Regions from separate parts of the Homo sapiens genome. Here region 1 is linked to region 2. Evidence: chromatin contacts called from ENCODE Hi-C or POLR2A ChIA-PET data. All regions are on one chromosome and are shown on one strand. The core of a region is the stretch at or near the end of the contact, and the rest is flanking DNA. Distances in the headings are between cores, read along the strand shown.

Evidence for each region. A loop is a pair of places that touch in the nucleus more often than their neighbours do. ChIA-PET counts read pairs that join two places held with the same protein, here RNA polymerase II (POLR2A). Pooled maps may share reads with other maps.
Region 1: a map of OCI-LY7 shows a loop between it and region 2 (9-fold over the local background). The contact joins two enhancer-like sites. A Hi-C loop is called at or near these places in 1 of 168 maps with a recorded cell type or tissue (OCI-LY7) and 3 of 50 pooled maps. POLR2A ChIA-PET finds 5 or more read pairs at or near these places in 2 of 52 experiments (OCI-LY7 and WTC11).

The regions. Positions count from the first base shown.
Region 1 is chr13:66,990,609-66,996,407 of GRCh38, forward strand. The region is part of intron 2 of PCDH9 (protocadherin 9); the gene reads right to left. It overlaps PCDH9-AS4 (PCDH9 antisense RNA 4), which reads left to right and starts at 278. Exons shown (of 3, transcript NR_046637.1): 1 at 278-491; 2 at 5,614-5,673. Within about 2 kb of position 3,748, at least 8 of the 41 ENCODE cell types and tissues checked have a DNase peak (open chromatin) inside an H3K27ac peak, as active enhancers do; they include OCI-LY7, where a contact is called at or near this core.
Region 2 is chr13:66,791,892-66,797,518 of GRCh38, forward strand. The region is part of intron 3 of PCDH9 (protocadherin 9); the gene reads right to left. Among named protein-coding and RNA genes, the nearest start is that of PCDH9-AS2, 30 kb to the right of the region's middle. Within about 2 kb of position 2,565, at least 2 of the 41 ENCODE cell types and tissues checked have a DNase peak (open chromatin) inside an H3K27ac peak, as active enhancers do; they include OCI-LY7, where a contact is called at or near this core.

The DNA of each region.
Region 1 (5,799 bases), core at 2,498-4,997, 200 kb after region 2:
ATAAACACATATATATAAAAACATGTATACATAAATATACATATATATATAATTCAGTGACAAGCACAATTGATAGCAATTTCTCACTTCAAAAATTCACATCTCTGAAGAGGGTAAAGTAGATGTTTCCACACTGAATTTCTAGTAATAATAATATTTATGTTTACTTAATTTGATGTAATCATCATCCAGCAGATAATCAATATATTTCCATCTTCCAACTCCTACTTATCCAAACTTTGACAAAAATGCTCCATGTTGTTTATAACAGATAACTTTTTCTAGTCAACAATACGCTTATTACATAAAATATCCATGAAAATGGGACCTGGGCATTATCTCTCAAGTTTGGTTTCCTTATTATTGTTTAATGTTAATTTTCTTTTCCAGAAGGCTCATCTGAATATATTTTTAATATTAGCGGGTTTTTAGAAAAAAATACGTCCTTGACTCCAACTTGCCAGTTACACATCTCATCTGGACCAGAGTCGGTAATATATTTTCTTGTTATTTTTCTGTGATACAGTGTCCTGAATCTGTCAACAGTGCATAACTTATCTCTATATATGACAGGATTAAGAGGGAGCTCCAAGACATCAGCAGGTGTAAACCCAATTTTGTAAGATCAATCCATTACTATCTAAAAACTATAAATAGAGAAGAGTAGATGAGACACATTTTTTTTTTCCATTGCAGTGGACAAGAGCAAGGCTAGTGGACGTTATAAAGTATTTGATCATGTATGTCAAGATGAAGAATGTATGAATTATGTAGTCTTACCAAAATTAACTGTCTCCTATATATGTTACCAAAAGGTTGCATACTAATAAGAAAAAATATATATTAAAGAATCATGAGAGATCTCAAAATAAAATTACTTTCTCCAGTTACATAATATTTTTGAAAGCATAATTTTGATTTCTTTATAAACTTAGAATCCTTTATTAATTCAGTTTTCTTCAAATTTGACTTATATATTGAAATTTCATTTGACTAACTACTTTTTAATTCCATTAACATTTTCACCTGAACTCAAGTCTGAAAAATAATTTTGAATGAACATTTAGAATGAAGTTGATGTGAAAACAAACAAACAGAATCCGAAACAAAATGAATTCTGTATTTCAGAAGTAAAGCACCCTTTTCATAAAGGAAATAAAATATTTTCCTCCATGGAAAATAATAGTGTTTCAATGAAGGATACTAATAAATTTCACTAGCATAAATGGAAACAAGAAAAAGATGTAACATAAAAATCATAGTGCATATTCATGATATTAAGAGAAGTCTCATGCATTAATGTTTAGGAAGGTAGATAAAGATAGATTATTGTGTTTAAGTATATGGGTTTTTTTTAAATTTAAGATCATATTCTTCCAATTTGGTGGCAGTTTTAAGTCTGTATTTGATAGAATAAATGTTTTTGTCTAATGTTACAATGAAAGGCAGTTTCATATACTCCAGATTTTTTGATAAATATATTAGGATAATGACCAGTAACCTCTACATAATGTTTTATGACTGGTGACCTAGCAGTGAGCACATTATAACCAGAGGATTCTGGAAGAAGAAAGGCAAAGATATTCCCTAGAAAAACAAATGTTTCGATCATCTCTACTGATAACTGCACTCTTCAAGTAGTTTCTGAGTACTTACTGTGTTTTACATCTATGCTAGTGGTGAGAGTGCAGTGGAGGAAAGGTACTGCCACTCTGTCAAGAACAAGCTATGGATCTAACATGATATTGGGGAAATCACCCCCTCCAGCGGAATGATGCAAGCTGAAATTCATACCAAGCCTTCAGAAATCCTGTTTGCTTTCCTTGGCAGTGCACCAGCCTGACTCCATCTAAACAATGGTCTTCTTTTTAACTCCTGTTCCTCTTTGGTGACTTTAATTCATTTATTCTTTAATATATGTCAGCACACTTCTGTTGGAAGACGAGCTCTTTTAATTTTGCAACTCTTTAATTTGTTTCCACTTCACAACTCCCTGACATTCTTAGATAATTGTAATGGTTGGTTATATATTTATATATATAGGCTAATTGATTACTTATTTCAGGCATAAAGCCCTGAACAAGTTTGAACTAGTCACAGCAACAAACTGAACTGATAAAAATGCCTGCCTTAGAAGACAAAAAATAGCACAGAAGAGAAAACAGGCCACAGAATTTCCTCATTAAGGATCTTCTAGGGCCAAAGTATATCATATTGTCTATCAGTTGTCTTTATTAGCATGTAAATCAGAGATAAAGAGTGAAAGTGTTGCGTCACTTCAAGCTCTGACTCCTAAAAAAAAAAAAAAAGATCCTGAATGGACTACATCTAAAATGTAAAATAGCAGCAAAGAAGAAAACATGTCTGGCCATACCATATGTGAAGGAAATGTTTAACATTAAAGTTAAGACAATAAAATTTAAATTTCCCATGAAATGAACTCTAGAGGGGACAAAAAATAATTTGCAATCTTCATAAAGTGACTCGTCTCATGAAACAGAAGTATTGCTAACACTAGTTATCATTTCAGTGATTCCACAAAGAATTTCCCACTAAAAATACTTAGTTTTTATGTCATGGAATACATAGTCACCATTTATGAAATATATATTTAAAAGAATAAATGAACATATATTAAATTTAAAAACAATTAACCAAGAAAATGGTTGTATTTATTTTCCTGAATTTACCTGATATTTACTTGGGATACTGAATATGAAAACGTGACATCAATAATTCTAACTTCCTAAAAAATATATTTGCTGCTTGTAAGAGTAATCATTTCAGAAAGCAAAATTATTAGTATGATGATAAAATAAATGAAAAGAACTTGGGTAGCTTCTCTGCTTTTTACCTGAAGCTTCTGATTTACTTTGAAGGGACAGGGAATGGGGAGGCTGAATTAGTGGACCTCCCTACCAACTTGCACAAAGATGATGAATAGGGAAAAAGATTCAAAGTTTTGGCCACTATCATACCATTTACTATTTACTTTATCCTCCTCATACCTTGGTTTAAAATGCAGGACAGGCATACAAAAGCTAACAAGGGTGGGAGGAAAGCAATCAATGAGTGAATAAGCTGTGAAATAATCTGGTAAGAATCCTGATTTAGAAAATCATTTTTTAAAATTACGTATCTTATAATCACACGAAAAATATTTTCAATGGCTTGAGATAAATGGGATCAGAATTCTATAATCATTCAATTATATTAAGTCCCTTTAGTGGCTAGAGGGAAATTGGATTTGCTGATTGATTGATCGATTGATTGTCTACGGCATTTGCATCAGCCGAGATCTAGTTGGAATACAGAGAGCCCGTTAGTTGTTTAAACAGAGAGAATTTAACATGGGGAATTGTTAATTGTTGGAGGACTAAAGGTACAAATAAAAAGTGAGAAAAAGAAAGAAAGAAAAAGGACACTGATGTAGCCTAGTAATGAAAAATTGCGAGAAAAACTAGAATACCTGTAGAGCTTAGGAAACAGAAGGAAGGATTTCGGAGTTATCAGAGACTAAAAGTCTGGCACAGAGCCCTATGGAATTGGGACTCAGCCTTCCACGGAGAGGAAACTGACTGGCGACTCTTGGTAACTCCAAGAGAGAGTGATGAAACTGATTCCAGGAATGCAAAAAAGAAACCAAGAAACTGGCACTGCAACCAGCAAATGGCTGCTGCCAGGATGAAGTGCCATTGCTGCGGCAACCCTGAAAGGAACGGCCTGCAAAGCCGGACGCAGTAGCTCCCCTCACCCCGCCATTCGGTCTCCCTCTAGCGTGCCCTACTGGCCAAACTTATTAAGAAGCCAGATGGCAAAGCGGATATGCAGAGCGCTGAGACTAGCCCGGGGAATCACAAAGCTGGTGGGTTTGGAGCTGAAAGATAACAGCTTAAAAACTGGCACTGACGTTGAATTAAGGAAATTAAGATGTGATAACTGATAAGAATTCTTTCATTCTAAATCATAATATTATTCTGTGGTAAAAACAAGCTGAGGTACTGACTCCAGAAATAGAGCTGAGCCTGTCCAGAGGCTAGATGGCTGGGGACTTCTGAGAGCAACAGAAAAGATGAAAATGTTCAAAGCACAATTTTGTCATCTGATCTCCTTTTTTGAGTCTCCTTTGAAAGAATCACTTCCTCGGTGCTTCAGTGACATTCTCTATAAAACTGTACTGACTTTTTACCCTACTCTACGCTATATATAAATATAAGCCAAAACCACATAGGACCTGGCTATATTTGGTATGCCTCATCTATCATGGATAGTTAATTTGTGCATTCATCTTTTAAAACTAATAATGAATTTCTAAAACCTTTTAAACGGGCTTAAGTTTTGTAATCCATTTACGGAACATGCCTGCAATGAAAAATTAATTATTAAACAAGAGCCTTGGGAGGACATCAGCGGCCTTGTCACCCACGCACTTGATTGATAACATGTCAGTTTCCAGACCACGGAGGGTGCTGACAGCTCTCAAATTTAAACCCGGAAGGGTAATGCTAAGCATGTCATGGCATAAGTCACATTTTTAAATTATTTTTTATTAAATGTTAGATAGAATAAATTCATCCATGCCTCTCAAACTCAGCCTGATTAAATGAGCTGGCACTCTTTCAAATGTAAAGCATGGTTATGGCTTCTCAAGGGCATCGGAAAGGCTGAAGCATAAGACACGGTAAATACAAAAGGCAAAAGAGGTGGACAGTGATATATTCACAAGCACCACGGGCGAAGTGAGGTTTTTAAAAATGCTGAGGCTAACAAAACAAGGGCAGCACGGTCCCCAAATGGTAAATGCACCTGCAGTGAGAGACTCTGCTTGAGTGCTGGTGCATAAAAGTGTCCACCACTAAGGGAAAAAAACAACAGTAACAACAACAAAACCCTAAGAAACAGAAAGGAACAGCTGTAACCAATTTTCAAACCCTAAGTTTTGAGGTTGGGTTAGGAAGTTAGAATTGTTCCATGTTTGTGTCAGTTCTACCCTTTAATTTCACAAAGTTAAGATGGTTTTCTGTGACTATAAAAAAAGAAAAGAACATCTGTTATAGTGTGTCTTCCTGTAGCAAAGACTACTGCTTCTTGAGCTTTTCTTCTTTCAGGCAAACCTCAATCTCATTCTATAAAAAGATTGAAAAATTATGTATATCAAATATACTCGAGCAGTTCAGAGAGAACATATCATCTGCATTACTGCTGTCTAAAAATCCTCTGATATACTGAATTCAAACTAAAAGAACCTAAATGAAGAAAACAATAATTTACTTAGACCCAACTGGGTCACAATATTTGAAAAATGATACAGATTATTTTCTCTGTATACTATGAATTATTGTATTAACTTCATTTATTTTTTTTCAATAATTATTTGCAATTAATTCGGCTGATGGGCTAAACTCTCCAGAAGATACAAATATGTGAACAACACTGTCTAGTCTTGCAGAGCTTTGTATTTAATGGGAAGATACAGTAAAGGAAAATGTTCTGTCTTATCTGAGAGGCACAAGGAAAGTGCTATGTAAACTGAAGCTTGGGTTCTCAGAAGAGGTTTCATTAAGAGAATATCTTACCAGCGGGACATTTTATTGAATGTTACTATTTTTCCAGGTAGTTGGAGTACATTGGTGAATAGTCACCACTCTCTGCCCTTGTGAAGCTTGTATTCTAGTGAGTACAGACAAGTAATATTCAATACACAGTAATAAATATGTTATATGACATGTTAGAACATTAGTGTTTAAAAAAAAAAGAAAAAGCACAGGATAGTTGGGATTCTGAGTTCTTCATGCTGGG
Region 2 (5,627 bases), core at 1,315-3,814:
ATACATTGCATTATGCACACAAAAAATCTTTGTTTTACTGAGCTGAAGTCAATACATAGTTATTCCAAGACTCTTACACACCTGGGTTATGAATTTTATAATAAAAATCAATAATATCCTATTTAGAATGCTTACTTTGCTCCATCAAAGTGCTCTGCAAATTTCAATTCACGAAATTCCAAGGGTATATTAAGGCATATTAGTGTGGTTTTATATAAGTCAGTAATTATATGTAAGTCAGTAAATGAAAACATTTTTCTTGTTGGTCAATCTATTACCTTCGAGATTTATTCCAGGATCACCTGAAGAATTCCACAATAGTAGAAAACTGTCTGTATTAACATATACAACTGGATAAATTATTCCAAGGACATGCCATTAAAAATGTTGTGAACATAGATTTTATTAAACATAGAACATATGTATACATTGTACTCCTATAGAGTTAGGAAAACACAGACCATATATGTGCAGCTTGTTATAAAACCCAAACCTGGGCCAGGCACGGTGGCTCATGCCTGTAATCCCAGCCCTTTGGGAGGCTGAGGTGGGCAGATCACCTGAGGTCAGGAGTTTGAGACCACCCCGACCAACATGGTGAAACCCTGTCCCTACTAAAAATACAAAATTAGCTGGGCTTGGTGGCGCATGCCTGTAATCCCAACTACTCCGGAAGCTGACGCAGGAGAATCACCCGGACCCAGATGGCAGAGGTTTCAGTGAGTCAAGATGGTGCCATTGCACTCCAGCATGAGTGACAAGAGTTAAACTCCATCTCAAAACAACAACAACAAAAACCAAGCCAAGAAAACCCACCAAATCTGTGGTAATTTGTTATATTACTACAGATTACCTTTGAAAAAATCTGATCATTAAATTGGCTATACATGTGAATGCCTAATAAATATATGTACACACTCATACATATATATGTAGGTGTTGCACTTAAGGATAGTGTGCCAAAACAGATTCGATACTAAATTCAAGCAACCTGAGTAGTTACTATAGTGTATTGATAGTGAAAATGTTAAATATAATCACAAAAATAATTTAGAAATAGCTTATTTTCAACAATGAATCAAGGAGTGAAGAATATTTTCACCTTAGTTGATTGGATTACATCATGGTAAGATTCTTTGTGAACCAGAACAAACAGAAATTAAAATTGACTTTTGCTGCCAATTTTAAAATTTCATAATACTGCACATGTAATATATGCTTATATATATATATAAAGATATGTATATAAATATATAATGCATTCTCATATGATGGTCATTAGATGTAAAACCTGGGCCTACAGTTAGTCTTCAAATGTCTACAACTCACTAAGCACTCCTCTGGAGAGAACATGGACTATTCATGTTAATTAACTTTGATTGTTTGCATGCCCAAGGCTAGTGTCTTTATTCAACGAATACCTTTTGCTATGCATAGATAGAAAGACATTTTCTGGTAAGAACATACAGTCTAGAATAAAACAGATAGAAAATAACTTAGTATTACTTTAGGATGAGTCAGTGATTTTATAGGTAAAGTGAAGCAAAGCCCAAGGTATAAATTAATCCTTAATACCATTATATTGGCTTTAGTGGTACCACTCACTTACATTACCACTTCAATGAAATGTATCTAAACAACTTTCATGTTGTCTTTCAACATTTATGACGTATTTATTTATAACTAGTGTCAGAACATTTCATTGAAGTATTATAATATGGTTTATTGGTCCATCACCTTTTTCTCTCTTTCTAGAAAAAAACAAATATGACTATATGTTTAAAATCAAAGGGGAGGAAAAAAGAGTATAAGGCATTGACTAGTAGAACCTATTTTCTTTTTGAAAGAATTGTGCTGAAAACTTTAACATCTGTTGTGCTTGATTATTGGAGCTTTATTTTCATTGGCTTCTAAAATAATGCTGTTACATTCAAGCAAGTAGATTAAATGTTATTAGCTTTAATACCTTTTAAAACAAGTAATCTGTTGAAACGATAATGGAATTTAAAGTAAGTACATTTGTTAAATTTGTTTTTACACTATTGTGTTTTCCCTGTTGGCCACATGAATCTCTAAACCCGACATTGCTAATTACAATTATCATATACAGTATATGTATATGTGATTAACTTCACACTACACTTAAGGCAGACATAAAGGTAACTGAAGAACTCCACTGTCATGTATAATTCTATGAAGGAATAATTCTCTTTGTTATTTTATTTGTCTTAGAAACAAGAAAGATAGTTTTTTTCACATAAATTTATGAACCCATTAAAATAAAAAACGTAGACTGTAATGTTAATTTACTATGAGATGACAGGCATCTGGGTCTAATTAGGAAGAAGGAAGGAAGGAAGAAAGGCAAGAAAGAGAAAAGGAAGGAAAGAAGGAAAGAGAGGGAGGGATAGAGCAAGGGAAGAAACATGGATGGGAAAGATCCTAGAGTAATCTTTCCAATTAATACACACCAATTTAGATTTTCAGTTACTTAGGTTTGAAGAATTAGCTCCACCGTCATACATGGTTAGAGGCAAAGTTTCAATACTTCTTTTTGTGTCAAGACACCTGTCTTTTTACTTCAGTGCCAGAAGCGTTTAGCATCTTGTCACTGAAGAGACGCAGCCTGCACATTTATAGGTGTCACTCACTCTACCATCTGTTCCTTAGGATAACAGCCACCATTATCACCCAACCTCCACCTAAGGCTTTAACAATCTCTGTGGATTAAAGTTCAGATCTACAAGGAAGAATGGCTGGCAGTAATGCTGCTGTTCAACTTTGCTTGACCTTAACTCTCCTGCTGTCAATACTGTATTGCAGCCTGTTAACTCTCTTTTTCATCCTATGTGTATATTTCACTATAAAGTTCTTGATGTAGCAGTGAAACAATATAAGATCTTTTGCTCTGTTATTACCATTTTTGGTTCCCTTTTCACTTTCAGTTCACTGAAACACTCATGACTACATCTATAGTATCTTTAATAAATAAAGTTAAAGTGAATGAATCCTAATTAGATTTCAGTTCTGGTGTCACTAATCAGACAGTTTCGCAAATGGAACTAACCCAAACGGACACACACAGGCACACACACACACACACACACACACAAATTGAAATAAGAATGAAAAGGAGGAGATTGTGTTAAATGCCAGCAAATACAGGGTAATAAAGTATCTTAAGAATTTATTTAACATAATTTCACTTATTTTTCTTTTTAGTATAAAATGAATACAGTTTGATTATCTCTTCTCTAACATGCTTGGGACCAGAAGAGTTGTGTATTTGGAATTTGTTTAGTTTTTGAAATATTTGCATTATATACTGACTGGATCAGCATCCCTAATCCAAAAATTCAAAATCCAAAATGCTTTGAACATTCTTTGAGAATCATGTCAATGCTCAAGAAAGTTTCCAATTTTGGAGCATTTCAGATTTCCAGTTTTGGGATTTGGAATGCTCAATCTATCATACTACATATAAATATAAGATAAATTGATTAACAAATACTTGTTGCTAACACCTTTATGAAAGGTACTGCCTAACAAATAATTTATAAATAGCTTTAATTAATTAATTCCAGCCGATATATGACTGGGGGAAAATATCACAGTGCACCATATTCCCATTCTTTTATTAATTTACTTTCTCTCTTTATTGTTGATATGATGCTTCCTGATTAGGAGTAGTATTTTTATGCCTGTTTTTATTTTGGTGGCTTTTCTTCTTTCTATATAAGATATTCTGCCACATTCAAATGAAAGAGAAAAGGGAGGGTGTTCTGTTTACTCATTGCCAATCAAACTAATAAAAATGTTTTGCAAAGATGGTAAAACATGATAATGCTGTCAATTTAAAGCAGCTCATTACAGATGGAGTGTTTGCACTCATTTTGTTCTACAACTGAACTTTTACTGTGGCTATAAAACAGCATCTCTTTGTTACTACAAACACTGAATTCTGCTGAATCCTTTTGCTTTCCCCACTGATTTGTTTGTGTGCTCACTCGCTCATGGCTTTTGGAAGGATTCATCTCCTCTCTCCTCTGGGAAGCAGTAACTGCTGCCCAGTAATGTTCTAGGATGGCTGTCTGCACGCTGCCTCCTCCATTTTATAGGCAATATTAGCAAGTTAACCCATGATTTTTCAACAAAATAGATAGTTTAGGATTTTGCTTAAGGATGATATTTCCGTAAAAATTAGCACGGTGTTTGGAAGCATTTTCTACCAGTTTTCACTATCCCTTGGCTTAGGGGGCACTTGTGGCTATCATCTGCAGTTGGCTAGCACTTATATGTCATGCCCATTCCTGATCCATTTGAATGTGTGTGAAGAAAGCTTATTTATTCAGCCAGCTCCATTTATATACAGCATTGTGACATTTTTGTCATGTGTACAGAGGCTGGGGAAAAAGCAAAGTTGCAGACCCTTGTCTGTAAAACATGGAAGCCTACCATGGAACAACATGTCAAGGGGATATTCTCATTAATGCAGTGGTGTTACTTATACCTAATTAGTCTCTTTTGTTCAATTAGGACCAGTCATTTAAGCAGTACCCCAGTTTTCTGCTGATAGTGACAGCTTCCTCAAATTAGTTGGCTTCTCTGGTTTGAAAAATTAAATAAAAGTGTAACTGTGTTTTAGTTTGAGATGATATTGAGAAAAAGCAAACATAAAGCAATGTTTCTCATTTGATGGGTGCATAAGTAATAAACTGAAGAGAGATTTTTAGTAATATGCAGAATATAGGTTCACTGTAGAGAATTAATCCTTTCAACAAGTATCTGTTGAGCTTCTACCACACACTGTGAAAATGGTGAATAAAATAGTTCTTGCCTTCAAGAAGCACAAAGCCTAGGAGATATAGACATATAAATACATAATTATATTAGATGTGTGTTATTAATATAAAATTGATAAAAGTGTATTAACGGTTGAAGAAGAAAATAATTAGCACATTAGGAGAAGTAGGGAAATGCTAGGCAAGATTATAAAAAAGAAGTAAATTTTGATTTCTGTGGCAGATGAAGACTTTAAAAGATGGGTGAGCACTGGAGAAAAAAATTCTGTGCAATGATTATAAGAGGTGAGAAAACAAAGCAGTGAAATAATACAGCTTATTAGAGGAATTTAAAGAACTTCAGTAGAGCTAGTTCATAGGTTGAGATAAGGAGAAAGAGTTAGGGAAGTGGACAAAGAAATAATTAAGGGGATAGTTCCACACCATAATTAAGACTCTATCTCTCAGGTTACAGAGTTCTTTTGACTGGGAGTTATATTTTAAAATATGTGTTGCTCACATTTTTTTTCTAGTATTCTAGACCATTAGTTAGGCATTGCTCTAAAGACTTATTCAACCTACCCATATATAAATTTCATGGGGAAACTGGGGTTTCCCCGTGAAACCCCATTATCATCTTGGGGTTGATAATGATTTATGGTTATTTAAAAGTAATTTATACCCCATAATCTAAATATATGTAGGATTCCAATTAGACTCCAGCACTTTACCATAGTGACATAGTTCTTTCAGTTGTTCATCTTTGTCTGCTTTACGGTTATTAGAGAATAAATTCCTTATAGAACATAAAGTCCTAACCCTATAATAACAAACTTTCTAAGTAAA